5 separate regions of the Homo sapiens genome follow, and all the other regions are linked to region 1. Evidence: chromatin loops called from intact Hi-C (ENCODE). Cell type or tissue: endothelial cell of umbilical vein. All regions are shown on one strand. Links, peaks and the distances in the headings refer to the core of each region. The heading gives the core; the rest is flanking DNA. Region 1 overlaps PRKG1-AS1 (PRKG1 antisense RNA 1). Region 2 overlaps LOC105378305 (a long non-coding RNA gene). Region 3 overlaps LOC105378305 (a long non-coding RNA gene). Region 4 has its middle 19 kb from the start of LNCAROD. Region 5 holds the start of LOC105378306 (a long non-coding RNA gene).

Region 1 (6,094 bases), core at 773-5,772:
CTGGTGGCGTGCATCTGTAGTTCTAGCTATGCTTATAATCCCAGTTCTTTGTGAGGCTGGGGCAGGTGGATCACTTGAGTCCAAGAGTTTGAGGTTGAAGTAAGCTATGGTTGCACCACTACACAGCAGCCTGGGCAACAGAGCAAGACTCTGGTAAAAAAAAAAAAAAAAAAAAATTGTACCTATATGGTGAAAGCACTGTATAATTGTGAGCACATCTTCTCATTTCCATGGTCAGTGGAGTCACAGTTTTCACTTGAAATTGTCTTTGATGATTAATTTTATATGTTAACTTGATTGGGTTCAGGGATACCCACATCACTGGTAAAACAGTATTCTTGGTTGTGTCTCTAAGGGTGTTTCCAGAAAAGATTTGCACTTGAATTATTAGATTGAGTAAAGAAGGCTTGTCCTCTCCAATATGAGCAGGCATCATCCAGTCCACTGGGGGCCTGAACAAAAAAGAAGAAGGAAGGGAAAAATCTCTCTCTTCTTGATCAGGGACTCCATCTTCTCCTACCCTTGCACATCAGAGCTCTTGGACCCGCAGAGTTCTTAATAGATTTTTTTTTTTTTTTTGAGATTGGAATTTGGTTCTTGTTGCCCAGGCTGGAGTGCAATGGTGTGGTCTTGGCTCACTGCAACCTCTGCCTCCCAGGTTCAAACAATTCTCCTGCCTCAGCCTTCTGAGTAGCTAGGATTACAGGCATGAGCCACCATGCCCAGCTAATTTTTTTGTATTTTTAGTAGAGACGGGGTTTCACCATGTTGGCCAGGCTGGTCTTGAACTCCTGACCTCAGGTGATCCACCCACCTCAGCCTCCCAAAGTGCTGGGATTACAGGCGTGAGCCACCACACCCGGCCTAGATTTTTTTTTTTTTTTTAAGAGATTGGATCTCACTCTCTCACTCAGGCTGGAATGCAGTGGTGCAAACAAGGCTCACTGCAGCCTTCACCTCCTGGGCTCAAGCAATCCTCCCACCTCAGCCTTGCAAGTAGCTGAGACTACAGATTACAGGTATGTGCCATCACATCCGGCTAATTTTTTATTTTTAGTAGAGATGGGGTCTCACTGTGTTGCCTAGGCTGGTTGTGAACTCCTGGGCCCGCCCATGCAATCCTCCTGATTCAGCCTCCCAAAGTGTGATTATCGGCATGAGCCACCATGCCTGGCCTCGATAGATCTTTTTTAAGGAAAAGAAAAGCACCTTTAATTGACTAATATTTGCCTTTCAGTGCCTATAAAAACAGGAAAAAAAATCTGTTTCTCTCCTATTCTTTACATACTTGTAAGAAAGTTCCAAAAAAAAAAAGTTCCACTTATTTACTTACTTATTTTTCTAATCTCAGCTGTGAATTAAACCCTAGCAAAGTAATTTTTCAAACAAGTTTAGGACTTTGCCTGCAAATCAGGAACTCTAAATACAAAGAAAACATGCATTTTAAACCTTTAGACTTCACAGCTCTAGCCACAGTTCCCTTCTAAAATTCTTAGTGTAAATGATACTAGTAAATGGTATTAGCAGGAAGGCGTAGAAGAATATGCCCCTAATAGAAAGCTAATTCACCACTCTACTCTGCCTCAGTGCTTCCATAGCTTCTAAGTAAGCTTGTGGCTCTGCTGAATTCACAAAGCTGTTGGTATCTGCAAAATGTTTTTCATTTCTTTTTCAAACTTAGAGCTTACTTTAAAGAATATGATTCTCGTGGTAAACAGAATCAGCTGGATTGCAGTAATATTATGAGAAGATGGAGATACTGATGGAGAAAATAGCACAATCAGGAAATGTAGACAAGTATAATGAATATACTAATGACATTTTGAGAGGTTTTGATAGAGGTCGATGTGCTTTTTAAAGTCATTATTATAAATATATTTTAGAATATCATCCTAAAATAATAGTATACAATTTTTTACTTAGCATCTAACTGATAGCTACAAAATGAGTACACAATTCATATTGAACTGAATGTTTAGAGATGGCATTTCTTACACATCTTCCATGATCTTTTCTTCTTTAAAAGAAATCTTTAAAAAAAATAGAACTTTTTTTTTTCTGCCAGAACTCTTCAAAAAACATCAGACAGAAGAACAAAATTGGGTCTAGTTTAAAATATTGGCTATCAATAAAATGCACAACTGCCATTAACATATATGTTAACAGTTGCATATACTATGCTAGGACCTGCACTTCCAATATGTTGTTTTATTAATTTTCCTGCTGTTCCTTTTCTCCTTGTGCATCATGTTGACTCAAATGAAGTGAAACTGTTAAATAGTACATTATAACTATTGTTTTGCATAAACTATTGAATGTTTTTATCTTCCTTTTGAAAATGTAAATCTGAGATTAATATTTTTATTATCCAAATTAATTAAAAAAGCATATTCTGTTATATTTTCATTCTCCCTGAATAGTTACATTGTTTGAGCTTTCTTAATATTTGTTTAGCCTAGCATTTCCCTATAACATTATATATTAACATACTAATCTGGAGACCCAGACATTTTTATCCAGCAATGCAATATAGAGCCTTTGAACTTCAACCAAACTAAAACATTTAATAAGAACCTAAGTTTCGCACCCCAGCTCCCTTTTATTTTTTAAGTATATGGTGGTGACAGTACCAGACCTTATTATTTTAATTCTACCATGTGTAGATTTAATTTTTCAACAAAACATTATGTGGAATATTAAGAAGGACAAAATATATTTGGCTTTAGAGAGTTTGCAGCATAGGGAGTTATGAAAATACACAAGTAATTGGACCTAGAAAATAAATATAACTACAGGATTAATACATACTTTTCCCTACTAAGAACTTCTACGGAAATTCCACCAGGAGGCAGCAGAAGAGCGGGTTTCTCCCACCTCCCCCCGGACGCCGGAGACACCGCGGAGCCTGATGTCCCTCAGAGCTTTAATCTTCCCCTCAGTCGCCTTTCCCCTCACCCGCCTCTAATTAAGTCAGAAAGGCCCTGTATTTATTTGCCCATGAACTGACACAGCAAACCAACAGCAGCCATTGTAGTGTGAATGGATTTGCGACCAGGCAAGGGGCTTCAGCCGGGATTACCCGCCCCGCAGCCGGATGAATGTGCTGAGCACAAAGTCTGCTCAAAGCCGAGCAAACGGACTATTTGTGAAAATGCCATCCTGGCTCAAGTCTGATTAAGACCGGGGGTCCCCAGGCCGTTTGATCTTCGCTCATCAAAGAGAGTCTTTAAACAAGCTTCATTTTACACTACTGTATGCTAGCGACGGGTTGTGACACCCAAGTGCAGCCACCGTGAGCACCCGGCACTGGGAGCGCGTGAACAATAATGGGGGATTCGCCGTGCTGCGCCGTGCAGGGCGCGGGGCCTGCGCGCTGGGAAACGCGCCCGCACTGGAGGCAGGGCCGTTGCGGAAGGACTCAGGCTTGGGAGCCCCTAGGTTGGCCAGCCAGGTAGTTCCCTGACGTGACTCCTGCCACGGACTCCTAGACTCCTCTGAAAATTATTTTACTTTTGTAACTTAAGGGTGATGAAGAATCCTTACACGAGTTAATTATACATCCCTCCTGCTCTTCCCCGCCAAAAGTTAATAGTTCTATTTAATAGCCTACATCTTCCACTCTTCAGCATTTCTAAGACTGGGTGTCAAGACTAAAGTGTTTTTAAGGTCCTACTTTCTACTTTTCACCTTAAGGTCCTTTACAATTCACCAGTTGGAGAACTGGTGATAGCTGAAAACATCAGCTTTAAATATTACAACCAATTTTGTGATGGGAAAACAACCTCCACACACACACACATACACACACACACACACACACTTTTTAAAAAGTCGCCTGGTCCAAGTAATTCACCTTATTTCCAGGCACTTAATACTTACATGCTAGTCTCTTCAAAATCGACATGCTCAGTATCAGTGTCAATGATTATTACTTGATCTTTAGGCTGCATAAAAGAACAGACTCCTTGCAGGATGTTCTTATTTAACCTGAGTACAAAAGGCCTTCTCTTGGCAGTGCTGAAAGAAAAAGAAAAGAAAGAGAGAGAGAAAGAAAGGGAGACTTTTGTAGTGAAAAGGAACCTCTCCATCTCCCCTGCATCCCATTTTATAAAGAAAAGCCAGTACCACACCAAGAGTTAAATGGCTTTCCCATATTTAGGAGCCAGATTATGGCTGACACCCTATACAGAGTACCATCCCTAGCCTCTTAACTCCTTGGCACGATGCCTTTCTTGGCCATACCCTGGGAGAAGATCTGTCTTATAAAGGAGGTAATAATAGGAACCCAGTGACATGGAAGAAAATTGTTTTTCTGTAGATGCGGAGACTGTGTCATGGGATCCTACATCTTGCTTTCTGCAGACACTGGCCTATCCTTAGGGTTGGAGATGTTAAATCCTTTGGGGACTCAAAGAGGACATTGCACTCCCTATACCCACCACCACAGACCTTTCTGAGTGTCAGGACCTCAGAAAGGATGCAGGCAGATATCTATCTGGTTAGGCACTATCTTCACTGGGTTTAGAGGCTGGAACCCAGCCTCTACTCTCAGATTAGCTTTTAATGTCTTACTCCAGTAAAACACATCTTCTGAGCTTGGTTAGAAAGCTACCACGGAGCCTGATTTATCTGGGCTGGCCATCTCCACCGCCCAAATAAATGTAATCACGGTCAAATCTTGCCCTCTGTTTGTACTGGGGAGTGCAGAAAATCCAGCTCTCAGGGGAGTCATAACATGGACCAGGTCTAAAAGTTCTTTTAACATCATGAAGAACATTAAGACCAAACTGTTTTAAAAGTCAATGAGAAAGTCATATCATTTTTTACAAAACATCAGGAATGAGGAATCCCTGCTATACTCAAGATTGACACTAACAAAAATGTTGGCAACACCCACCGTAAGGAATGATATGTATGCGGTATTTTCCTAGCAAAGTAAAATTATATGGCAACAAATCTGCTTCTTTTGATTTAATGAAGAGAAAGAAGGAAAGAAGGGAAGGAGGGAGAGAAAAAAGAAAAGAGGAAAGAAGGGAATTTAAAATACAGCAGTAGACTGGGCGCGGTGTCTCACTCCTGTAATCCCAGCACTTTGGGAGGCCAAGGTGGGAGGATCACTTGAGCCTAAGAGTTTAAGACCAGCTCTGGCTAGCAACATAGTGAGACCCTGTTTCTACAAAAAAATTAAAAATTAGCCAGGTGTGGTGGCATGCAGCTGTAGTCCCAGCTACTTGGGGGTGAGGTGGAAGAACCGCTTGAGCCTGGGAGGTCAAGGCTGCAGTTAACCACGATTGCACCACTGTGCTCCAGCCTGAGCGACAGAATGAGATCCTGTCTCAAAAAATATATAAAAATATATAAAATAAAAAAAATCAGCAGTCACAAATAATAGAGATGGAAAAATAGTTGGTGAATAGCATGGAGTGTTTTGGAGTATATTTGTCTGTCTCCCTCATGGATGAAAAGGTTGAGAAATATTCTATGCATGGCATCCAGCACTTAAAATATAAAGAAGACATGTGTTAGCATGCTGTTCCCGAGTTATGAGGTTCAATTCCACGCTGATAAGCATATTTCACCTATTCAAAAATATAATACAAAATATTAAATTTGTTACATTAATTATGATCATATTTATACCAGACTGAATAGGAGGCAGGGTTCCCTACAGGACTAAATAAACTCAGTTTAATAAACTAAATTCATCTACTCTGGCTCCCACCTCCTCTGTCACCCAGCTGTAAGAGAGACTCAGACAATCACCAGAACCCTCTCTCCTTCCTAAGACATGTTGGTCACAGTTCCTGCACATTTTTCTTGCTCTCCATGACCTAGTATCTGCCAAAATATAATCGATGTTGGAAAAATTTTTACCCCCAGCCCCATGTAAGTATGTTGTATTTCCCCAACTAGTCACAGACTGAAAGCTGAGGACAAGAAGCCTGCCTTTCATATTGTGAGATATGCTCCCAATAATGGATACTCACCGAATATTAACTGGCTGCTGATGGAACAATGAGTTTTACTATACCTCTTTATCTACCTTGCACTCTTGTTGCCAATGAACAAACCACATCCTGGAAAGGATTTTCAA
Region 2 (6,094 bases), core at 483-5,482, 340 kb after region 1:
TTATGGGGATAATGCCCCAAATAAATAATCAGTTTATAAGTGGATAACCTGCTTTAAGAAGGAACTAGATGATGTTGAAGATGAAGCCCACAGCAGCAGACCATCCACATCAATTTTTGAGGAAAAAAAAAACAATCACCTTGTTTGGGTCCTAACTAACAAAGACTGACAACAGCAGAAACATTAGCCAACAACATAAACATCTCAATTGTTCAGTTTATGCAATTCTGACTGAAAAACTAATTGAGCACACTTTCCACTCAATCGGTACTAAAACCAATGCACCCAAAACAGATGCAGACAAGAGCAGAGCTTTCAGCAGAAATTTTAAACAAACAGGATCAAGACCCTAAAGCGTTTCTTCGAAGATTTGCAACAGAAGATGGAATGTGGCTTTACCAGTATGATCCTGAAGACAAAGCACAAACAAAGCAATGGCTACCAAGAGGTGGAAGTGGTCCAGTCACAGCAAAAGCAGACTGATCAAGAGCAAAGGTCATGGCAACAATTTCTGCGGATGCTCAAGGCATTTTGCTTGTTGACTTTCTAAAGGGTCAAAGAACAATGAATATCTGCTTATTCTGCGAGAGTTTTGAGAAAGCCAAAGAGCAGAAAAATGCCCAGGAAAGCTTCACCAGAGAATCCTCTCATCAAACAAGGGCAATTTTGTGAGCATTTCAATGGGAAATCATGAGGCGTTCACCCTACAGTTGTGATTTGGCTTCTTCTGACAGGAATGGACTAAGTGGCTGATTTTTTTTCCTTTCAAGGGTGTCTGGAACTTTATGGAGCTTATGTTGAGAAACAAAGTTTATGTTTTTATTTTTATCTTTTAATTCCATTTTCCACAAACTCTTTTAAGTCTTTCCACATAAGCATAAATAAATATGTGACAGAATAACATCTCAAAATAATAATCCTTTGGATTATTTATATTTGTCTCTCTTAATCCCCAAGGCATTCTCAGCCCATAGGGAAACAGAAGCAGAAATTCAAAGAAACTGCTGACCTATATCCAGGTCAGAAAGGTTTGGATTCATGCTTGAAGAGACCAATGTCTGCTCATAAAGTCTAGTTAAACTGGGTCTAGACAGAAAGGATCAAGAAGATGAGAGTCCTCAAATTTAAAGGAGGAAGGCTGTCAATGGGACCAACGAGTGGAGTGGAAGGGCCTTGGACTACGCTTTTTTTTTTTTTAGGCAGAGTCTCACTCTGTTGCCCAGGCTGGAGTACAGTGGTGCGATATTGGCTCACGGCAACCTCCGCCTCCCGGGTTCAAGCGATTCTCCTGCCTCAGTCTCCTGAGTAGCTGGGATTACAGGTGCATGCCACCACGCTGGACTAATTTTGTATTTTTAGTAGAGACACGGTTTCACCATGTTGGTCAGGCTAGTCTCAAACTCCTGATCTAGTGATCTGCCTGCCTCAGCCTCCCAAAGTGCTGGGATTACAGGCATGAGCCACCGTGCCCAGCCTGGACTGCACTTCTATGCTGATGGCAGATCCCTGCCATCCATCTCTTGGGGACATTTGTAAGTGGCTATTACAGGGTCAGAGAATTGGACACCATGTGTGAGAATGACCAAGAAAGAAGTGTCCAGAATAAGTTAGGAATTTTTTAAACACAATGGAAAAACGCATAGGAAAAGACTTAGAAAAAAATATATACCAAAGGGATAGTCTTAATCTCTGGGGCAGCTAGTGGATTTGTAGGAGAAGGGAGTCAAAGAGAATTGTTGCATTATCTCTGGTTTAAAAGTTTTACAACAAGAAATTGTTTGTTTAGTATTTGTGTAATTCAAATATTTTTAAATCATTGATTTTTCAAAAGAGGAAGACAAATTGGAATAAGATGTTTTTAATTTTTTGACAGCTAATGATTTTTTTTAAAAGTGATTTTTGCTAGAAGTTAGGGAGCAAATCAGGATTTTTGCTAAGATTCTAAATGGCTCTTCTGGTCATTTCCAGGAGCTTTATACGTTGTGTTCATAACATTTAACTTCATGTCAAAACAAATCAGGCTAGGCATGGTGCCTCACGCCTGTAACACCAACACTTTGGGAGGCCAAGGCAAGAGGATGGCTTGAGCTCACAAGTTCCAAACAAGAGCCTGGACAACATAGGGAAACCCCATCTCTCCAAAAAAAAAAAAAAAAAAAAAAGCAAAAGCTGAGCTTGATGTGATGGTGCACACCAATAGTCCCAGATACTTGAAAGGCTGGGACTTTCAAGTCCTTTTTGAGGTGGGGAGATTGCTTGAGGCAGGGAGTTCAAGGCTACAGTGAGCCATAATCGCGCTACTGAACTCCAGCCCGAGCGGCAGAACAAGACTCTCAAAACACAAATTTTTTTTTTTTTAAAAAAAAGCAAATCAATTTCCTTTTCACTGAAATAGTCATATTTCTTATCACTTGCAATAATAAGACATTTGTCAGATATGATTTGGATTGATTTGAGGGAGGTGGAAAAATAACCAAAATTGGAAGAGAAGAGGGGAAGTATGAAGGTAGCTACAAAGGATGTGTGCATGTGTATAATGATAGCTGCCATTTGTTAGCATGAATTGAGCATTTTTTGTATGCTAGCCACTAGATTTTTTAGCACAGTACATACATGAATTACATGACTCATTCTCTAAAACAACTTTAGGAGGTAGGAGTTATTACTATCGTTTTACAAATTAGGCATTTGAAGGACAAAATGTTAAGCAGCTTGTCCAAGGCCACAGAGCTGGTGAGGGGTGGAGAGGAGAAGTGAGCTCTAGAGTTATACTTTTAGCCACCACACTATGATTCTTTCAGTGTATGTGATGACAATTGGCAGAGAAGGAATTAACCGAGGCCAGGTAGAAAAAGACAAGAGAGAGGCAAGTGGAATGTAGAAAGTTAAGTAGGCAATCAATTTTGTATTAGATGGTTCCTTACACTACCACCAGGTGGCAGTGGCAGCTCAGGACAGATTAATTATTGTCTGGAGCAAGAGGGTTCAACAATAGGCCTCAGCGTGGATATGGAATACTGAAACTGTACCACCTCTGTTCAAATGTATGAGATGTTTGCAAGTCAAATGTAACTCTTCAAGGAACCTTCCTGATTCTGGCTTAAGACAAGAGTTAAGAATTAATATTCTCATTAATTCTATATGACCTCAAAATTTGTCATTGTGATTAATACCATTATCTTGATAAGGATGCAGTCCTCTGCCAAGTATACATATACCAGTTTATTAAAACATTTTCCTTTTTCTCCAGGGTCATTACAAAAAAGATGGCAATGCAACTCAAGATTAAAGTAAAATGGTAATTTGCACAAATAATTGTGTCACTGGTCTATAATTAGATGATATTTAGCAAGGAAATCTAGGATTACTGAGTCCTGTTTCTGCCTAACAACTCTGACCCGGTGAAGTTCCTGAGACAAAAAGTCACAAGAGGCGAATGCAAATGATAAACAAGTCCCTCCTCCCTTCTTTGAAGGTTAACTAGCTGCTAATCACCCCCAATTTCGAGCTTGCTGGAAAACTGAACATTTGCCAATTATTTGGTCTCAAGGACTAAGTGGAGCTCTGCCTTCATTTAAGCCCCTATTTTTTCCACGAATTGGTTGCCAAGATGAGCTGCATGAGCTTGTCTAAAAGTCTAAATTCCTCTGACCCTCTGTGAGCAGATGAGAGCTCAGGATGGCTGGCCTGCTTTCAGGGGCTGTGCTCTGGGTCACTTTTCCCTATGGAGATAGGAAAACAGCAGAAAATGTAGGGGCAAGAGCTAAGAAAGAGAGCCACACCAATGTACAGGAACATTCAGCACAGAATGATCTTGAGACTAGTAAATTGTGGTCTAATCAGTTCTGGAAGCTGCTTCCATCAAAGTAACAACTCCAGGGCCAGGCGCAGTGGCTCACTCCTATAATCCCAGCACTTTGAGAGGCTGAGGCGGGCAGATCACCTGAGGTCGGGAGTTCAAGACCAGCCTGGCCAACATGGCGAAACCCTGTCTCTACTGAAAATAAAAAAATTAGCCGGGCGTGGTGGCGCATGCCTGTAATCCCAGCTACTTGGGAGGCTGATGCAGGAGACTGGCTTGAACCCGGGAGGTGGAGGTGCAGTGAGCCGAGATCATGCCACTGCACTCCAGCCCGGGCGACAAGAGAGAAACTCCGTCTCAAAAAAAACAAAAACAAAAAACACCTCAACAATTTGGTAGGCAGGCAGCAGGAAGTGGAGAGAGGGGAGTGAGAATTATGCCCCTCCCCCATCACACATAAAATACAGATAACAATATGCATTTTTTATCTTCTTCTGGGTTTGAGCCATTAGCCATAAGCAACTATTGAGCACTTAAAAATATGACTGAGGAATTGTAGAGACTGAGAAACTGAATTTTTTATTTGATTTGATTTTAAGTAACTTAAATTTAAAAACTTAAGCAGTGTAAAATATTTTTTCTGTTCAATATAGCTTTATTGTTTTGGTAGAACTATGTTTCACTTTAACTATAGTGCATTTTGTCTGCATCAATGGATTTGATGCAGTTGAGATGATTTTTGTAATGTGTTTATGTGAATTTTTTATGCAGGCAGCAGGAGTCACAGTGATACTTATATAAATTATAATTGTTAATTAAGCTGAAATATTTTAAGGATATTGTAATTAAATTTTTTTTAGTTAAAATTAGTAAAAGCAAATTTCAAATATAAAATAAAGGAATGCATCAGATGCAGAATCAGTTGAAAATGAAGATGCTAGTATTTTGATAGACACAGTAAAAAGAAAAAGAAAAACATAGGTCAAATAGTAATGATGAGGGGCAATTATGCTTTGTTGTCATATCAAAACAAAAAGCTGCTTGCTCGTGTAAAAAAATTAAGATAATAAAGTGGACAGTGTTTAGGAGATGTGTAGTAAGTTTGATAATTTTTTTCTCAACAGTCATAAAAATTTGCAAACTTAGTCACATAAAAAAATTATAATTCAATCTTTAAAGAAAAATGTTTAAATAATTTTTTAACAGAATCTGAGTTGGACAAGTCATAAAACGGTTTGAATTCCTGAACAAAAAGAGAAAATCATTTTTAGATACAAGGTAAAATAAATTGTGTTGTTTCATGGGCCAGGCACAGTTGCTCACACCTGTAATCTCTGCACTTTGGAAGGAATAGGTGGGAGGATTGCTTGAGGACAGGACTTCCAGGCTGCAGTGAGCTATGATCATGCCACTGCACTCCAGCCTGGGTGGGTGACGGAGCCAGAGCCTGTCTAAAAAAAAAAAAAAAAAATACACATTGTTTCAATTATGATAATTTTCTTAGATAATTATAAGAAAAAAATCTAAAAAAGATATTTTATAAAAAGTGAAAGATCTTCAATTAAAATAGCAATTACTAGTAGAATGTACTCTTTCTAGAAATATTAAAAATAAATTAATTTAAAAATTTTAAAAATTGAAAGTCTTTTATTTTTTAGCTTTAGATGAGTCATAAAATATAAGAGAGACTGCGCAATCAATACCATTGGTACAATTGTTTCAACCTTCAAATTTATAAAGAAATGCTGTCAACCCATGACCTATTAAATTAATTTGTGGTATAGACACATACTTTGGACTTTCACCATAAGGAAAAATTTTAAATAGATCTGGAAAAATCAGTTTTTATCTCAATAGACTCCAGCCACATTAAATAAAAATGTGAATATACAGGAATTTTAAAACAAGAGATGGATGTTTTCCTTATTTTTTCATCCCACTGTAAAATGCACATTGGAAATATTTGTGCTCTACTTTCTAAGAGATTGAAAATTGTCATAAATGCAATCGTTAAAATCATTCAAATTTAAATTCAAAGGCCATGAATTATTGCTAATTAGAAAAGACAATGGGACCAAGCATAGTGGCTCATGCCTATAATCCCAGCACTTTGGGAGGCCCAGGTGGGAGGATCATTTGAGGTCAGGAGTTCAAGACCAGCCTGGGCAACATGACAAGACCCTGTCTCTACACACACAAAATTTAAACTTAGCCAAGCATGGTAGCATGCACCTGTAGTCCTAGCTTCTTGGGAAGCTGAGGTGGGAAGATTGCTTGAGCCCAGGAGTTCAA
Region 3 (6,094 bases), core at 509-5,508, 420 kb after region 1:
ATAGTTTCCCACAGTTGTTTTGTAAATTTGACTATGAAACAATGAATATATGTAATTACAAAATAAGATTACATCAAAATGAATATTAAAAATTTCCTAAAAATAGCAAAATGAAACAAAAAAATATAGCTCCGTATTGAGTTGTTCGATTAACCACATACACGTAAACAGGAATTCTTTCAGGTTACTTTAAAGCAGGGTAATTTGACAAGTTGTATACTTTAGTGAAATATATCTTTTTTTTTTTTTTTTTTTTTTGAGACGGAGTCTTGCTCTGTTGCCCAGGCTGGAGTGCAGTGGCACGATCTCTGCTCACTGCAAGCTCCACCTGGCTAATTTTTTGTATTTTTAGTAGAGGTGGGGTTTCACCTCATTAGCCAGGATGGTCTCGATCTCCTGACCTCGTGATCCGCCGGCCTCAGCCTCCCAAAGTGCTGGGATTACAGGCATGAGCCACCGGGCCTGGCCTGAAATATATCTTAAGATCAAATAACTGCAAACCAACACTCCCCCAAAAACCTAAGAAATGTTTTCACTGGTTATATCATTAGTAATAATTTTGTATTGTTATTTTGAAACTGGTTTTCAGTGTAGCAAGACAAAACTATAAGTAATGCTATTATCATTACATTAGGAATTAAGATTTTCATAATAAAAAGGGATATAACCATAAAATCAGGGAAGTTAACCTGAAATTTTGTATTTGTAAATTTGAACTTGAAATTATTGGTGTAAACTCATGATATATATGTTAAAAATATGCATTTCTTAGCTCTATTCACTAAGACATCCTGGACACAATGACCAATGATTATTCAGTAGCAATGAATAACATTAATGCACAGATGATTCTGGTCTTTCCATACCATTTCCCACTAAATCAAGACAAAGGTTATTGGAAAATGATTGAATCCAGTACTGGAAGAGGAAATGTACAAGATAAACTGGGAATATTTTGTGATAACAGAAAGCTACTAAAGATTACTGGGGTCATGGTCATGTGTAAAGAAATCAGGAGACAGCATGAAATGCATCCCAATAGTGAAAGATGAGACAAACTGAGAATTGGCAAGAATAACAACTGTGATAAATTAAAACTATCAAGTATTTTTAAAATCCCATGAGTTCATAATTACACCTCAAAAGCAAACAAATGAAGTCTTTAAGGAAACTTTGTAACATACTTTGAGAACCCAATCAAACTGGTTAAAAAAAGGTATGGAAGTTAAAATTGTATCCTATATTTTCTGTATGAATTTTAGCTCAAATACAATAAAATTGTAGGTAAGAAAAATTTTTCTCTTCATACAATTATCTAAGTTAATAAAAGAAGAAAGGATGATAGAATTAGCATATCACTATTTTGAAAACCCTTAATAAATTACTAGGCAAAGGCAGTAGTCATCAATGGCTGATAACAATCATAAAAAGATATAAAACTAGACACTGTTCTCCTCCCAGTAAAAGTACACAAAAACTTAGGATGTAATTCTGCCAGGAAATTAAACTTGAACCGTATCAATCCTCTAGGCTTGATAACAGTTAACTGAAAATAAAGAGAGGAAAATGCAAAATGACTTTACAGAGTTGCAATCTGCAAAAATCCAGACTGTAAGAAACTACAGGAATGCTTATCAAACTTTAACATGAACATAAATTGCCCAAGGATCTTGTAAAAATAGAGATTCTGATTTAGTAATGTAGGGTGGTGCTTGAAATTCTATATATTTGTAACAATCTCTCAGTAGTTGTCGATACTGCTGGTCCATGAACCACACTTTTGAGTAGCAAGCCTCAACGAAGTAAAATTAAGGCAAGGAAAACAAAGAGAAGTGTTCTATAAAGTAAAAGTGACTCTAGAGACATAATAATCAAGTGTAATGTGTGTACATTTTTTTCCTAGATTCATTGAACTAAGCGTGAAAAATTATGAGAAAGTGATAACTTGATATTTGAAAGTATTCTTATCGTTTTGAGATACACACACAATTTATGGCAGGATTGAATATGATGGTTAGAACTGGGTTCAAAATCATCCAGTGTATATTGGGGGACAGGGGAGAGAAAATATTGGAGAAGTGACAGGGATTATTGAGCTCATCATGTTATTTTTCTCTACTTTTTATGTTTCAAACTTTCCAAAAGAAAAACTGTTTCAACTGGCTCCGCAAAATCATTTGGCATATTTTAGTAAGATTTCAGTTGACTTTTTACGTTTCTCCTTACAGTCTTTACCAATTTGCTATGTGTATGCGAAGAGATTTTCTTGGAAGGTCTGTAGCTTTCATTATGTTTTCAAAGATGATTGAATAAACAGGAATACAACTAATAATACTTACATTCAGGAAATGACCTCCTTGGAAAACCAACAAATTGAATAAAATCGTAAATATGGTAATTTTATTAAAACACGTTTCTTGCTGCCCAGTGAACATCTTACATAGATCGCTTAGAGTGTAATATCTTAATAGAAGAGCACCCTCTGCTGTCTTGACAAGAAATATCACCACAAATGGGGAGACAATTGCATTTTCGATTTTTCCAGTAATCAGTTATGGCAAATTAAAATCAAGGTATGACAGCATAGTCAACTTTTCATTTAAACCCAGTATCATGGGGATTATGGAGATAAAATATACATGGTCTTTGTGCTTACATCTTATTTTTCTCTTCCGATTTTTCTCTCCCCTGAGGCCTTTGTGTGGAATCAATACAGTTCCTATGATTCTATAACCTGATTAAAAACACTCTCTGAGACTCTCAAAAATAATTACTCAACCTGGGCAACATAAGGAGACCCTGTCTCTGCAAATAATTAAAAAGTTAGCCAGGCGTGGTGGCTTGCATCTGTGGTCCCAGCTACTCTGAGGTGGGAGGATCACTTGAGGTTGGGAGGTCGAGGCTGCAGGGAGCCATGATCATGACACGACACTTCAGCCTGGGCAACAGAACGAGGCTCTGTATTAAAAAACAAATTACTTCCCTCAAAAAAAATTTTATATGGCAAGCATAATTTTATTTTATTTTATTTTTATTTTTGAGAGTCATTTTATTTTATTGTAGGTGTTGAGAGCTTGGGATATTTTGAAAGAAATAGTGCATTTAAAATGTAGACATTCATTCAATGAGTATTTTTTTTATTATACTTTAAGTTTTAGGGTACATGTGCACAATGTGCAGGTTAGTTACATATGTATACATGTGCCATGCTGGTGTGCTGCACCCATTAACTCGTCATTTAGCATTAGGTATATCTCCTAATGCTATCCCTCCCCCCTCCCCCCACCCCACAACAGGCCCCAGAGTGTGATGTTCCCCTTCCTGTGTCCATGTGTTCTCATTGTTCAATTCCCACCTATGAGTGAGAACATGCGGTGTTTGGTTTTTTGTCCTTGCGATAGTTTACTGAGAATGATGATTTCCAATTTCATCCATGTCCCTACAAAGTACATGAACTCATCATTTTTTATGGCAGCATAGTATTCCATGGTGTATATTTGCCACATTTTCTTAATCCAGTCTATCATTGTTGGACATTTGGGTTGGTTCCAAGTCTTTGCTACTGTGAATAGTGCCGCTATAAACATGCGTGTGCATGTGTCTTTTTAGAAGCATGATTTATAATACTTTGGGTATACACCCAGTAATGGGATGGCTAGGTCAAATGGTATTTCTAGTTCTAGATCCCTGAGGAATCACCACACTGACTTCCACAATGGTTGAACTAGTTTACAGTCCTACCAACAGTGTGAAAGTGTTCCTGTTTCTCCACATCCTCTCCAGCACCTATTGTTTCCTGACTCTTTAATGATTGCCATTCTAACTGGTGTGAGATGGTATCTCATTGTGGTTTTGATTTGCATTTCTCTGATGGCCAGTGATGGTGAGCATTTTTTCGTGTGTTTTTTGGCTGCATAAATGTCTTCTTTTGAGAAGTGTCTGTTCATGTCCTTTGCCCACTTTTTGATGGGGTTGTTTGTTTTTTCTTGTAAATTTGTTTGAGTTCATTGTAGATTCTGGATATTAGCCCTTTGTCAGATGAGTAGGTTGCGAAAATTTTCTCCCATTTTGTAGTTTGCCTGTTCACTCTGTTGGTAGTTTCTTTTGCTGTGCAGAAGCTCTTTAGTTTGATGAGATCCCGTTTGTCAATTTTGGCTTTTGTTGCCATTGCTTTTGGTGTTTTAGACATGAAGTCCTTGCCCATGCCTATGTCCTGAACGGTAATGCCTAGGTTTTCTTCTAGGGTTTTTATGGTTTTAGGTCTAACATTTAAGTCTTTAATCCATCTTGAATTAATTTTTGTATAAGGTGTAATGAAGGGATCCAGTTTCAGCTTTCTACCTATGGCTAGCCAGTTTTCCCAGCACCATTTATTAAATAGGGAATCCTTTCCCCATTGCTTGTTTTTCTCAGGTTTGTCAAAGATCAGATAGTTGTAGATATGCGGCATTATTTCTGAGGGCTCTGTTCTGTTCCATTGATCTATATCTCTGTTTTGGTACCAGTACCATGCTGTTTTGGTTACTGTAGCCTTGTAGTATAGTTTGAAGTCAGGTAGCGTGATGCCTCCAGCTTTGTTCTTTTGGCTTAGGATTAACTTGGCGATGCGGGCTCTTTTTTGGTTCCATATGAACTTTAAAGTAGTTTTTTCCAATTCTGTGAAGAAAGTCCTTGGTAGCTTGATGCGGATGGCATTGAATCTATAAATTACCTTGGGCCATTTTCATGATATTGATTCTTCCTACCCATGAGCATGGAATGTTCTTCCATTTGTTTGTATCCTCTTTTATTTCCTTGAGCAGTGGTTTGTAGTTCTCCTTGAAGAGGTCCTTCACGTCCCTTGTAAGTTGGATTCCTAGGTATTTTATTCTCTTTGAAGCAATTGTGAATGGGAGTTCACTCATGATTTGGCTCTCTGTTTGTCTGTTATTGGTGTATAAGAAAGCTTGTGATTTTTGTACATTGATTTTGTATCCTGAGACTTTGCTGAAGTTGTTTATCAGCTTAAGAAGATTTTGGGCTGAGACAATGGGGTTTTCTAGATATACAATCATGTTATCTGCAAACAGGGACAATTTGACTTCCTCTTTTCCTAATTGAATACCCTTTATTTCCTTCTCCTGCCTAATTGCCCTGGCCAGAACTTCCAACACTATGTTGAATAGGAGTGGTGAGAGAGGGCATCCCTGTCCTGTGTTTTCAAAGGGAATGCTTCCAGTTTTGGAAAACATCCCAGTTTTCAAAGGGAATACTTCCAGTCTCTGCCCATTCAGTATGATATTGGCTGTGGGTTTGTCATAGATAGCTCTTATTATTTTGAGATACATCCCATCAATACCTAATTTATTGAGAGTTTTTAGCATGAAGGGTTGTTGAATTTTGTCAACGGCCTTTTCTGCATCTATTGAGATAATCATGTGGTTTTTGTCTTTGGTTCTGTTTATATGCTGGATTACATTTATTGATTTGTGTATATTGAACCAGCCTTGCATCCCAGGGATGAAGCCCACTTGATCATGGTGGATAAGCTTTTTGATGTGCTGCTGGATTCGGTTTGCCAGTATTTTATTGAGGATTTTTGCATCAATGTTCATCGAGGATATTGGTCTAAAATTCTCTTTTTGTTGTGTCTCTGCCCGGCTTTGGTATCAGGATGATGCTGGCCTCATCAAATGAGTTAGGGAGGATTCCCTCTTTTTCTGTTGATTGGAATAGTTTCAGAAGGAATGGTACCAGTTCCTCCTTGTACCTCTGGTAGAATTCGGCTGTGAATCCATCTGGTCCTGGACTCTTTTTGGTTGGTAAGCTATTGATTATTGCCACAATTTCAGAGCCTGTTATTGGTCTATTCAGATATTCAACTTCTTCCTGGTTTAGTCTTGGGAGGGTGTATGTGTCAAGGAATTTATCCATTTCTTCTAGATTTTCTAGTTTATTTGCGTAGAGGTGTTTGTAGTATTCTCTGATGATAGTTTGTATTTCTGTGGGATCGGTGGTGATATCCCCTTTATCATTTTTTATTGCATCTATTTGATTCTTCTCTCTTTTCTTCTTTATTAGTCTTGCTAGCGGTCTATCAATTTTGTTGATCCTT
Region 4 (6,094 bases), core at 658-5,657, 180 kb after region 1:
CTCTTTATCAGCTATAGCACTTGTTTAAAATAAGGGAGTGGTATAGATTTATACATAAAAGCTAAACCTGAGATATGTCTAGATACTGTGTAGATGTATGGTAAAATATGCTGGTTATTTTGTTTAGAGATTATTTTAGAGCCAACAAGCAGAAAGACAAATACAAAATGGTAGGTGGCCCAGCTAAAACAGTGGCTAATTATGGAGATTTAATGGTTGGAAAATGTATATTCTTGTCTGTACAAAGTTAAAATGTATGTGGATCATCATATATATAGCTTTCTTGAACAACATTTTTCAAACTGTGACTCCTGGTTAGGATTTTATAATAGATATGAGGGATAAAGAATTGACTCAGGTCCTGGGACTTCAGGTGGCTTGTAATCTAATCAAGAATGGAGATATGATTGATGTGAGCTAAGAACTAAGTGTTTTGGGGGAATCATATCATATTTTAAGAGAGACATTGACCAGGAGAAAAATATGTATTATTTGGGGGCATTCTAACCAGATAGTGAACAGTGTGAGAAGAAACCAACTCTGTTTAACCCAGAGAAAAATGAGGACTTAGAATGACTGGAGATATGTAAGATGCTGTCTCACCAGGCAGCACTATCTGGGAAATTATTATGCTGAATATTTTTAGAATGACAGAATTACATGGGTATGTTTCTATCATGTGCCTTTCACTCCAAACCACAGCTGATTGAGTAATGAATCAGCAGCTGAAATCTCATCAGGTTAGAAATCAAATATGCTCCCCAGATTTAAGTGCTACTAACTCATTTCCAATTGCTCTGGTCAAGTTTGCTGTTTCATGTGTCTTGGGTTGGCTTCGCTGATAAGCAGACCTAGGAGCTGGTATGCCTCAGATGTACCCTATGTTCCTGTATAGCACTTTAGCTTTAGTATTCCCTACTTTCTTCCTGTTATTAGTCCAGTATATGGGACAGGGATTCTGCTTGCTTCCATTTATTCAGGATTAACTGCCTTTTCAATTAGTTGTCTTTAAACTTGAATGTACATCAGTAAAATCTGGAGGGCTTGTTAAATCTGGAGGGCTTGTTAAATCTGGAGGGCTGGTTACTGGGCCCTACCTTCAGAGCTGCTGATTCAATAGGTCTGGAGTAAGGTTGGGAAATTTGCAGTTCCCAGTTGAAGCTGATGCTGCTGGTCTAGGGAATCACACTTTTAGAAGAACCACTGTGATTTGCCTAGACTGTCTTTGTTAATTCTCAGAGGATCCCTGTGAAATAGGAATAATTATCTCCCCATTTCACAGAAGAGAAAATAGATGTTAAAGAAAATTTATTCCAAAATACATAGGTTAGATGGGGTAGAACAGAAGGTAATCAGACTCCAGAGCCAATGGTCCTAACAGAGCATCCAGCTTACCTGGTAGCTTTGCTTGTGTTCTAGCTACTCCTCTAGAACGAGGCGGTGTCTGGAAACAACTGGCAGCCAGCATCCTTGGATCTTGCTTTGCTCTTGTTAACCTGTCTTTTCAACTTGTATCATAAATCCTCGTTTTAAAATGCCGGTACCTGAGCCATAGTTGATTCTGCTGTCATGTTGGAACTCTTGCTTAGGACTTCTTTGCTGCTGTCACCAAAGCTGCTAAGTAGCCTGGTTACTTTCCTTTGTCACCCATGGTTTTGTTGTTGTTGTTGTTGTTTTCTGGCCCTATAATTTTTCCTATTGGCTGGTTATTTGTTGAGACCTCAAGCTATCCTGAGTCAAAGTCACGCATGGCATAATGATCTGTGTCACCTTCTGTGTTTTTTCTTTGAAAAATGACATAAACTCCTTTATACCCTTTAACCCATCACAGGTGCATTTGATGCTCAGGAAGCAGGGAAAAAGAAAGAGTGAGTTTTAAAAATATGAGTGTTTCTTTAGCTTTACCCAGAGGGGAGGGTGCTTGGCTGACTGATGGCACTATCTCTGTCTATAAAATCTTACTACCACAGAATAACCCAACATATTATCATGCCTAGGTTGATACCACTGTCACTGAAGATTATTTACTAACCACTGTTAGGTTTGTAGATACATCAAATGATCTGAATTTAGATCTTAAATTCTTTTGCCCAGCTTCCAGCATATTTGTTACTCCTAAATTGTGAATAAATGAATGACTGTCTACTTTGGGGAAAATTTAATTCCCCAACATAATTAATGTGGCATAGTTAGTCATTTCTTCAGAGTAAATTAATACATTGACACCCTAATTTATAAATTATAATTTTATGATTTTGTTGGCATAAATCGGTTTCCTGGAGCCTGATTTAAGTTATTATAAATCTGCTGTGTCGAGATTCAGACTCTGCTGCTGGTAATAACCCCTTTCAACAATCTACAGCTCCATTAGAAAAACATCTAACTCTGTAGAGTAGTGAGCCTCAACTCTGGTTATACATGAGAATTTCATGAGAAGTTTTTTAAAAATATGGATGCCTGGGCCTCCTTCCAAGAAATTCTCACCCTGTTTGACTGGAATGGGGCCCGGACATTGATAAAGCTCCCCAGGCAATTGTAATGTGCAACTAGGATTGAGATCATTTTTGCTTTGTCTGAAAATGGTAGTTATGCTTAGTGTTGGGGCTGGTCAAATTTTGAAGAGAGAAGATATAAGCAACTTTATATTTGCTTTTTTCTTTCTAAAACAGATGGCTTGATAAATGCTTATTTTTCATGATAAAGAAACCCAATAGTTTTATGAACAATTTTTTTTTTTCTCAGTTTTTAAAATTCTAACCCTAGGGCCCTGAAAAACAGACAAGAAATTGTGACTCTCTTTCTCCACCTGGTGGCAGATAGTGTTATAATCTACAGAAAATAGAATAATAGGGAGAAATTATTGTAAATCTCAAAAACCCAACAAAGTAGCAGTGTTGGTCACAGGACTGACTACTGATTTCAGGTGCCTTCTCTGGCAGAGGTTAACAAATTTCTACAAGCCAGCCAGAGTACTGATCCATCAATTTCTGATATTCTTCCAAGACCCTAAGTTTTATGCTACTTTTGAATTTAAAGCTATCAACGGAGTACAACAAGAAATGCTCTTTTCTTCCCCACAGTACTTTCCTTTCTGCATGAAGGATTGCTGATTTGGCTAATGTCAGGTGGCAGTGATCTGCGGGGAAGAGGGATACAGAATGGTTAAGAATAACTGGCTGGCAGTAGTGGCTCACTCCTGTAATCCCAGCACTTTGGGAGGCCAAGGTGGGAGGATCACCTGAGGTCAGGAGTTCAAGACCAGCCTGGCCAACATGGTGAAACCCTGTCTCTATTAAAAGTACAAAAATTAGCCGGGCATGGTGGCGGGCACCTGTAATCCCAGCTACTCGAGAAGCTGAGGCAGGAGAATCACTTGAATCCGGGAGGCGGAGGTTGCAGTGAACCAAGATCACGCCACTGCACTCCAGCCTGGGCAATAATAGCAAAATTCTGTCTCCAAAAAAAAAAAAAAAAAAAAGAATAACTATCCTTTTCAGTTACTAAAAAGAACAATAAACATATTATAAAACATGCATTACCTGTGGTTAATTTCAAAATTACCAGTCTCCAATTATCAGTTACCCATTACCAGTAACCAACGTAAACTGTAATGATTCCTTTATAGAGTTTATTGCTTAAACTGTAATATGAGAGGGGAGACAATATCAGAAAGGCAGAAATGGCTATCTTTGAATGCTTAAATATTCAATTAACCACTGTATGACTTTAATTGAAGAATTTAAACTTTCTGAATCTCAGTTTCCCTGTGTGTAAAGTGGGGAGAATACTCATGTGAATTACATAGGCCAATTCCTATCCCATGGTAAATAGCCAGTAAATTAATTACTACAAATTCAAGCTATGGCAGTTGCCCATATTTGAAATGTGAGTACAACAAGAAACATAGGCTTCTAAAATTTTTATATTTTACTTTGATGTATTATATATTGATTACCTAAGAGCATGGGCCCCGAAGGTAAATTTCTATGTGCAAACCTTGGTTATTCTGCTAATTAGCCATGCGATCTTGATCATTTAAATTCTTTGTACTTCAATTTTTTTTCATCTATAAAATGGAGATACTAATTATGCTTACCTCTTTGTGTAATTACGAGCATTAAATGTGCTATTATATGTAAAATTGCTTAGAACAGGACCTAACACACAGAACATTTTTAGTAAATGTTAGTTATTATAATTGCCTTTGTTATTGTTGTTCTATGCATTGTGTTGTATTCTTTACCAAGTAGTGATAGGTTCCAAGACAGTAACATTGTTTGAAATTGTTACATAGCTTAGTAATGTAGTGAAAAGGAAACATGCTGAAAATATTGTTATATCTGAGTGTGTAAACAAAAAGAAGCCAAATTTTAAACTGCATTCTAATATAACTTTTATTCTGACAGATAGTTTAGAACTTTAGATAGTCTTTCAATAGTTTACTGTCCCTGTCTTTAGGTACAATACATGGATCTTAAACTAAAATCAGTTTTGGAATCTGTATCTGACACCTTTTTGTTTTCCCTCTCCTCCTGCTCCCTCCTTGCTTCCAATTACCTGCCGATAAATGGTTTTAAGCATAGTGGCAGGGTAAGACTGATAGCATTCTGGATGAAACAGGGATGTGTAGGCCATGAGAAACCATAACCTTATCTCACTAGTCTCTTTCTCCTTCACAAGGTTGACATTTAATCCATACTGGCTAAGAATTGAGGAAATCACTTTATATTGAATTTCTTATTGGATATCTAAATTTTTATCAAGATCAATGGCAGTAGTTGCAATTTGTTGTTGATATACTCACATTTCTTTGCCTTATGAGATCTATTTCAAATATATGTCCTTTAAATTTGTATATTTACCTAATTGAAACAAAGCATGCATATAATTATATGTCTACAGATTCCAATTTTATAATGTGGACAGAGTGAGTAAGGGCAGCAATTTTATGTGAAATTGTTTGTACATTTTGTAATAATCTCCGCATGTTCTAAAACACAGAAAAAACATAACCAAAGAAACAGTAACTGAAGAGGAAATGCATTTGTTTAATGCATTCTATTATCTTTGATTAAAACATTCCTTCCTTATGATGTGGGTAATTAAGTATTTATTCAAAAAAATAAAGATAAAACATCACTTCCAGTTTCCAGAATGAGCTCATTTTTTTTTTTCTAGTGAGATTTTTTATGAATCATCCCAGCAGTTTGCCACGTTTAGGAGCTGGAGGATTCACTTGCCATTCCACAGAGTTCTTCTTCTTTTTTTTTTTTTTTAGACAAGGTCTTGCCCTGTAGCCCAGGGTAGATTGAAGAGGGGCGATTTTAGCTCCCTGCAACCTCTGCCTCCTGGGCTCAAGTGATCCTCCCACCTCAGCCTCCCAAGTAGAGTAGCTGAGTAGTTGGGACTACAAACACACGCAGCCACACCCAGCTAATTTTTGTATTTTTTGTATGGATGGGATTTCACAATGTTGTGCAGGCTGGTCTCAAACTCCTGGACTCAAGCAATCTACTTGCCTCAAAAGTGCTGGGATTACAGGTATGAGTCACTGCGCCTGGCCCAAAGAGTTCATTAACGCTTCTTGATCTAAAATAATTACTCCTTTCTTCTCTTGGACAATTCAAGAAAAAAAGATATATAGCTATTCATGAATGAAAAAAAAAAGCTTCTCTTATCTTAGGCAGTGAGACATTAAGATTTATAAAACTATATACTCCCATCCTGAGCTAAAACCACAAACAGTATTTTGACATAACTGTGCTAGAAGGAAGGAAATTGGGAATTATATTCCAATGGTAATAACTACTATTATTCTCAAAGTATGTTCATACCTCTACAATTTTATCTTTACAGACATATGTTAGCAGAGACATATTTGGACCCAACCTATATACTTTTTCTCTATAAAGCATTCAAAGAACAATGTGACGATTACAGTTGTGTGGTAAGAAATATTAATATAAAGAATGTATTAACTGTAAATTGATTGTTAAAGATATTTTACACATTGTGGTTGTTATGTTGTACAAATGTCAAAAAATAATCTTGGGATAAATTGCTTACTTATAATCACTTGATTAATTGCAATTTT
Region 5 (6,094 bases), core at 651-5,650, 470 kb after region 1:
AACCGCCTTCCCTGTGATGGTTAAAAATCTAGATATTTAGGGTAGGATCAGAAATGTAGGGAGTTGGGCAGAAACACTCTTCTTCCCAACACCATCTCACTTGATTCTTGTGATTAGCTGCATGTAAGAGCCAAGCCTGGGTACAACAGGGAAAAAATCATAAGTGACCCCAAAGAGCTTCCAATATCATGAGGCAGCTTTCCTGGTACCCTTCCTGCTCTTTTCTACCTTCCTGGGACCAGAGACACAGAAAGCTCAGATGTAGATTAATGATAGATTAATTGCATTATTAACGGATTAATTGCATCATTAATTTACCTAAGATCCCACACTGTACGCTTCGACAAAAATTCACCCTGTATGTATCCATGTGTGTGCGTGTGCATGCACTTGTGTACATATACTTGTGTATGTGCTTGGGAGAGGGGGAGTATCTGAATGGGAGTCTGTGCCATTTCTTAAAGTCTGTCTCCCCACCTGTGATTAAATGAGCTCACCTGTAGCTTTGCGAGGATGAAAAGGTTTAGCACTCTGGAGCCAATCAGGAAACAGACATCACACAGTGATCTAAACAGGGGTAGTTTAATATAAAGAATTATTAAACCCTGATTAAAAAGTATAGAATGTAAGACATTCTGTATGGTTCAGACCTCACTGGAGAAAGGGTAGTTGAACCCACTGGGTGGCTGTGCTAATTTTTTGGGCCAGAGCTTCTCTGCAGTTCTGGGACAAGCAGGCATCAGCCCCCCTCCGGAGCACAGGTGGGCCAGGCAAGCCGCAGGTCCTGGCCGCAGTGGTCGCGCCGCGGGAGTGGGTCGTAGGTGCAACAGGCGGCCCGGAGCGCGGTGTCCCTGTTGGGAGGGGCACCGCTTCCCTAAGATTGCGGGAGACACACCTGGGGGAAGAGGGAGGGACGAGCAGAGGCAGCACAACAGAGGTGCAGGCAGGAGGCTTCGTGCCTCGGTGTCCCTGTCGCGAGGGCTGCAGGGGGTTGGTGGCGAGGCCAGGGCGCAACTGCAAGCCCCCGGATTCGCGGCCAGACTGCGCATTCCAACCGCGGTGCCCCCAGATGTTCCCACCCGCCAGGCCGACTCCCGAGGGGGCCTCCCGAAACTGCAGGAGCCCCCTTCTTCTTGCCATGTCTCTCTAGCGCCCTCTACTGAGAAGCTTTGCATCGTGCTCACTCGAAAAACGCTGAAAGGAATTCTGTGGTTTAATCACAGAGCATGTTTTGAAGGGTAAATTGGGAGCTGAGAGTCCTTTGATGCCTGGCACAGTAGGTGTGTCCGCATCGTCGTGCACACGGTAAGTCCACAGGCCCTGTGTGCTCCCTTTGTCTGCAGCTGTGACATCAAGGGTCCCTCCAGCCCGGCCTCGCGGCAAAGCTGAGCAGCAAAGGAAGGCAGAGGGGTGGGCCTTGCCGGCTTTGGGCCCAGAGGCTGGAGGCTGGGCTCCCTCTTTCTTCCCTTCCTCCTTTCCTCTTTCCCTCCTTCCTTTCTTCCTTGCTTCTCCCTCCTCCCCTCCCTGCCTCCCTCCTCCCATCTCTGTCTCCCTCTTCCCCTCCCTGCTTCCCTCCTCCCCACCTTCCCTCCCTCTTCCCCTCCTTCCCTCCCTCTTCCCCTCCTTCCCTCCCTCTTCCCCTCCTTCCCTCCCTCTTCCCCTCCTTCCCTCCCTCCTCAAGCACAACACATCCACATCGGCCCCCAGCCCAGCGCAGCTTTAAGAGACCCACTTACCTCAGAGGAACCCAATCAATCCCCACAAACACCTCTCTAGAATAGGAAGATGGAGATACAGGTGAGTCTGTCCTGGACAGAAAAGTAGAGACCCTGGAGGAGAGTGCGTTGAATTGATTGAGAGTGAACTGCCTATTGAATTGGAGGTGGGGGACGGTCGGGGAGGGTTAAGGGAGACCTTCTCTTCCAGAAGGGCCAAGGAAAGGCTGGTTCCACAGGGCTGGCTGGGCTACAGACCAGCTGCCTCTCCCCTCTGCATACAGTTGGGTACCCAGTCACCAGACCCCCCAAGTGAGGGGGTCAGGAAGGTGTCACGGACAGATGTACACATATCTCATTTTCATTCCACTCCATCCTGACCTGAGGGTTGTGACTTAGACAAGCGCCCTCATCTTGTTGAGCCTCAGTTATTCAGCTGTAAATGGGCGGAAGGAGAGCATTTAGTAATGGTAAATATGTAAGAGTGCTAATCGGGAAGCTCTACCCACTGAGAAAACAAGAAAAAAAATTCTTGGCGCTGAAAGAGGACCAAGAAGGATTGCTTTCTGAGATAGGTGCGGACAGACACACGCAGACCTAGAATAACGAGGTCAGACTCACCCAGGAATACTTGGCCCCAAGTTGACTCCCCTGTTTAAAGAGCGATAGAATGGTGGAGAGGGAGGATTGTCTTCTCAGGCGGCTCTGTATGGCCTCCAGGGGCCATGGTGAGGGATGGGGGTATCCTGGCCCTGAAGGCCCAGGGCACTTGAGGGAAGAACAAACTTTGCTGTGTCCCACAGGGAAAGTATGGGTCAGCCCTGCCATCTTGTGGCCATGCTTAGGACTGCAGGGGGCCAAGGGATACCCTGAGAGATCAGAGTACATTTCAAGGAGAAAGAAAAGCATTGCAAATGTTAGGTGTAGTAAAGATCTTGGCATTTGAAAGACTAAATCCAGACTCGGGTCTCTGGAACTTCCCAGGGTGCCAGGCATCTCGCAAATAGTAGTGCTGTCTCTCCTCTCCTCCCTTTCCAAGATGTGAGCTCTGGGCTGCAGATTCTGGGCCTGGATTCTGGTCTCCTCGTTCTGGGAGCTGCTCTCTGGGCTGACCCCAGGGCCTTGATCTAATTTTTTTCTTTGAAACTTGAGTTCTAAATTTGGGGTCTGGTCCCTGTCCTGACTGTCTAGCCTCAGTCCATCTATCTCTGGGCTTGGTTGTTTGAGATCATGGCTGAAGGTTAGGAGATCAGAGCTCCTGGTCTCTGCTCTGGTCTCTGAACTTAGACCTCGGGAATCAGGACACCAAGCCCTTGGTCATGGCTCATGCTACGTGGATGAACTCTGGGCTCCATTTGACTTTGTGGTCTCTACCCTCTGGATAGGCAGGAGTCTATGTTGTAAGCCCTGAACAACCAGTCACTGGATCTGCTCCAGGTCAGGTGGCTCTGGGGTCTGCTGGCTGGTGCTTCATTTGAGGCTACTCCTCCTCGAGGTTGTTGCTCTGGGCTGTGGGGTTAGGATTTTAGCCAGATTCTTCATGCCAGGCTGGAAACACAGGTAGCAGGTCTTGCATCTTGTAAAGGATAAAAGAGGCTCTTGCAGATACACAGGGAGCTGGGCCTGCCTGGACACTTCCTCCTCAGGAACTGCCCTAGGAAACATGGACCTGGCCAAAGATTTGTCCTGGGAGGATTGAGGGCCCACAGGCACATCCTGAAGAGATGCAGAAACTTGCCCATCCCTGATGTCTCAAGCCAGCCCAGATATAAACACAGAAATGGAGACAGACAACTTCAGACATTGGACTGTGAGATGAGGAGAGAGGGTCGGGCTCACTGTGGTCATCCTATCCTGTATCTTTCACACTGCCTGAAACATGGGACCACAGCAAACATTTGTTAATCAATAAAAGCAATGAGCTATGAGAGAAAAATTAGAAAGATGTAGAAGGACAAAGGGAGGGAGAAGGAACAGGCATTTGTTGACTAACTGATATGTGCTTCTGTGTGCTAGTTGCTTTATAGGTAATACCTCACTTAATTCACACAACGCCTTGAGTTGGTATACAGTATGTCATCTGTGTTGAGGTGACAAGGCCCTTCCCAGGTTCCACGATTCACTAGGAGGACTCCTGGGACTCAGCCTATAGTCATACCCATGGCTATAATTTATTTACTTATTTATTTATATGAGACGGAGTCTTACTCTATTGCCCAGGCTGGAGTGCAGTGGCACAATCATGGCTCACTGCAACCTCTGCCTCCCGGGTTCAAGCAGTTCTCATGCCTCAGCCTCGCAAATAGCTGGGATTACAGACATGTGCCACCACACCTGGCTATTTTTTGTATTTTTAGTAGAGACAGGGTTTCACCATGTAGGTCAAGCTGGTCTCAGACTCCTGACCTCAGTGATCCACCCGCTTTGGCCTTCCAAAGTGCTGGGATTACAGGCATGAGTCACTGCACCCAGCTATGGCTATAATTTATTATAGTGAAAAGATGCAAAGCAAAATCAGCAAAGGGAAAAAGGTGCAGGAGGTGAAGTCTGGAGGAAACCAATTGCAAGCTTCCAAGAGTCCTCTTTCAGTGGAACCACAGAGGGTATGCTTAATTCCTCCAGCAACAGACTCTGACAACATATGTGTAATATTATGTACGAGTGAAGCTCATTAGAGACTGAGTGTCCAAAGTTTTTATTGGATGTTGGTCACTTTCTGCCTAGCATGCACCAAAATTCCGGACTCCTAGAAGGAAAAGAGGTGTTTAGCATAAATCATATTGTTTGTATAACAGTTTAGGTACAGTGAGCCACTCTTGTAAGTTCTGGGAATGGTGGGAACTCTTGAGAAATACAAGCTCCCAGACTTCAGCCAAAGGCCAACCTTGCAAGTAGGCCTCTAAAAATAATAGTCTCGGGCCTACTGTGTGCAATTTTTCTTCACCTTGAGTATGACTGGTACTCTGCCTTTGGACTGTGAACCCAGTGTCTCCTCACCAGAGGGTGTCCTCTCATCAACAGCCTCCAGGGTGTCAGTTTGAAGAAATCACAGAAGGAGGGCTGGACCCTGTGGGGGCCTGGAAGGAAGATAAATTTGGGGAAGATTAATATTTAAAGGTTTGAAAAAACCCACCAAGGCTAACCAAAAGTGCTTAAGACCTGCAGAATCTGTATGAATCTTAGCACTGGATATCCCCCTGTGATGTGGGGTGCAGGGTCAGACCCAAGCACTTTACAGACTGTATGGCATTTAATCTCTCCAGGCATCCTGTGGGTGTCAGAGTAAATGTCCCCATTTCTCAGATGAGGGAAGAACTGCAAATACAACCCAAAGTCTGCTAGCCTTTAAAGCCATTATTTGCTCCTCAGTCCAATCAATATTCTGTGTGACCATGGCTCCAACTGACAACATCTGCCTTTTTATGTCATCACTAGAGTGTGACTGGTCCACTGTGAGTTCCTAAACTCCCCTCACATCCTTTTCTTGCAGAAAACCTCCGCTTCCGCCTTCCCAGGCCTACTGCTCTGCCTTTGTTCTTTCACTTCTTCAACATGGCAAACTCTGTTCCTGCTTCTGCCTCAGTGCAGTCTGGCCCACTGCCTGGGATGCTATACCTTCTTCTTTCTCATGGTTTCTTTCCCCTACTACAGGACACACATATCTCAGAATGGTGGATGATTTGTGAGTATTTCGTGTTCCTCCACCAGAGGTAAACTCTTGAGGACTGGCAACCACTCTGTAACACATGAAATGTCAACCTATGATCAGAGAATATGAAAATCCAGAAGTGCTTGGTATTCTGGGCAAATTGAGCTCTGTGAATAATATAGAATTGCATTCGCATCCTAGTCAACCATGGGATAAGAGAAGCCTCAATGTTCAGACCAAGGACAATCAGTGTCTGATCCTAAAAGAAAGATACAGGCTCTAGAAAAAGAAATCTAATTCATCACAACACAAGTGGAAGATGCCAAGACACACATGCTTGAACCTATCACAGAAAACTGAAAAAATTCTCATCATTTCCATACAGAGATCCAGCACTTGTGTGAAGAGTAAGTTCAAGTTTCTGCAGGATTGTTAGCGCAAAACCGAAGAACTGGCAGCCTCCCTGGGAGAGGAGAACATTGGTGATAATGTCCAATCAGAGAATGGAGATCATGTTGAAACTAGGCAAAAGGATCCTAGAGGAAACTGAAGGGTTTTGTAGGGAAGTTGGACGTTTAAACATTGAAAATAGAGGAAAATTCAATCTATGCCAACGTTGCTGAAGAAGAGTACAGAAAAGCTGAACGGACAAGTCCTCTGAAAGGGGCTCAAACTGAAGAAGCTGAATGAAAAGGTCAGATCCGCATCTTAGAGGAGAGAGGAAATGAAA

The links. Peaks named below come from ENCODE experiments on the same cell type or tissue, not always from the same donor. Only the 100,000 strongest peaks of a DNase experiment are listed, where the experiment ranks them.
Region 2: a loop joins it to region 1, with 6 times the contacts of the local background. A loop is called at or near these places in 24 of 110 quality-filtered maps.
Region 3: it touches region 1 in a loop (12-fold over the local background); 18 of 110 quality-filtered maps call a loop at or near these places.
Region 4: a loop joins it to region 1, with 11 times the contacts of the local background. A loop is called at or near these places in 86 of 110 quality-filtered maps.
Region 5: it touches region 1 in a loop (13-fold over the local background); 17 of 110 quality-filtered maps call a loop at or near these places.

Annotation. Positions count from the first base shown.
Region 1 is chr10:52,305,521-52,311,614 of GRCh38, forward strand. It overlaps PRKG1-AS1 (PRKG1 antisense RNA 1), which reads right to left. Exons shown (of 6, transcript NR_038277.1): 3 at 3,880-4,017. Among named protein-coding and RNA genes, the nearest start is that of PRKG1-AS1, 5.6 kb to the right of the region's middle. In endothelial cell of umbilical vein, for the core only: a CTCF peak has its summit at 2,843 (motif pointing right); a DNase peak (open chromatin) is centred at 2,911; H3K4me3 peaks cover 692 bases; H3K27ac peaks cover 653 bases.
Region 2 is chr10:52,641,923-52,648,016 of GRCh38, forward strand. All of the region lies in intron 1 of LOC105378305 (a long non-coding RNA gene), which reads right to left. Among named protein-coding and RNA genes, the nearest start is that of MBL2, 130 kb to the right of the region's middle. In endothelial cell of umbilical vein, for the core only: a CTCF peak has its summit at 2,923 (motif pointing right); a DNase peak (open chromatin) is centred at 2,949.
Region 3 is chr10:52,727,225-52,733,318 of GRCh38, forward strand. All of the region lies in intron 1 of LOC105378305 (a long non-coding RNA gene), which reads right to left. Among named protein-coding and RNA genes, the nearest start is that of MBL2, 43 kb to the right of the region's middle. In endothelial cell of umbilical vein, for the core only: a CTCF peak has its summit at 2,491 (motif pointing left); a DNase peak (open chromatin) is centred at 2,347.
Region 4 is chr10:52,486,283-52,492,376 of GRCh38, forward strand. No RefSeq gene overlaps it. Among named protein-coding and RNA genes, the nearest start is that of LNCAROD, 19 kb to the left of the region's middle. In endothelial cell of umbilical vein, for the core only: no CTCF peak of the experiment used is centred there; DNase peaks (open chromatin) are centred at 679 and 2,809; H3K27ac peaks cover 2,941 bases.
Region 5 is chr10:52,777,747-52,783,840 of GRCh38, forward strand. LOC105378306 (a long non-coding RNA gene) reads left to right here and starts at 1,412. Exons shown (of 4, transcript XR_945963.2): 1 at 1,412-1,797. LOC105378307 (a long non-coding RNA gene) reads right to left here. Exons shown (of 4, transcript XR_945965.3): 4 at 4,395-4,792. In endothelial cell of umbilical vein, for the core only: CTCF peaks have their summits at 1,165 (motif pointing left) and 2,562 (motif pointing left); a DNase peak (open chromatin) is centred at 2,545.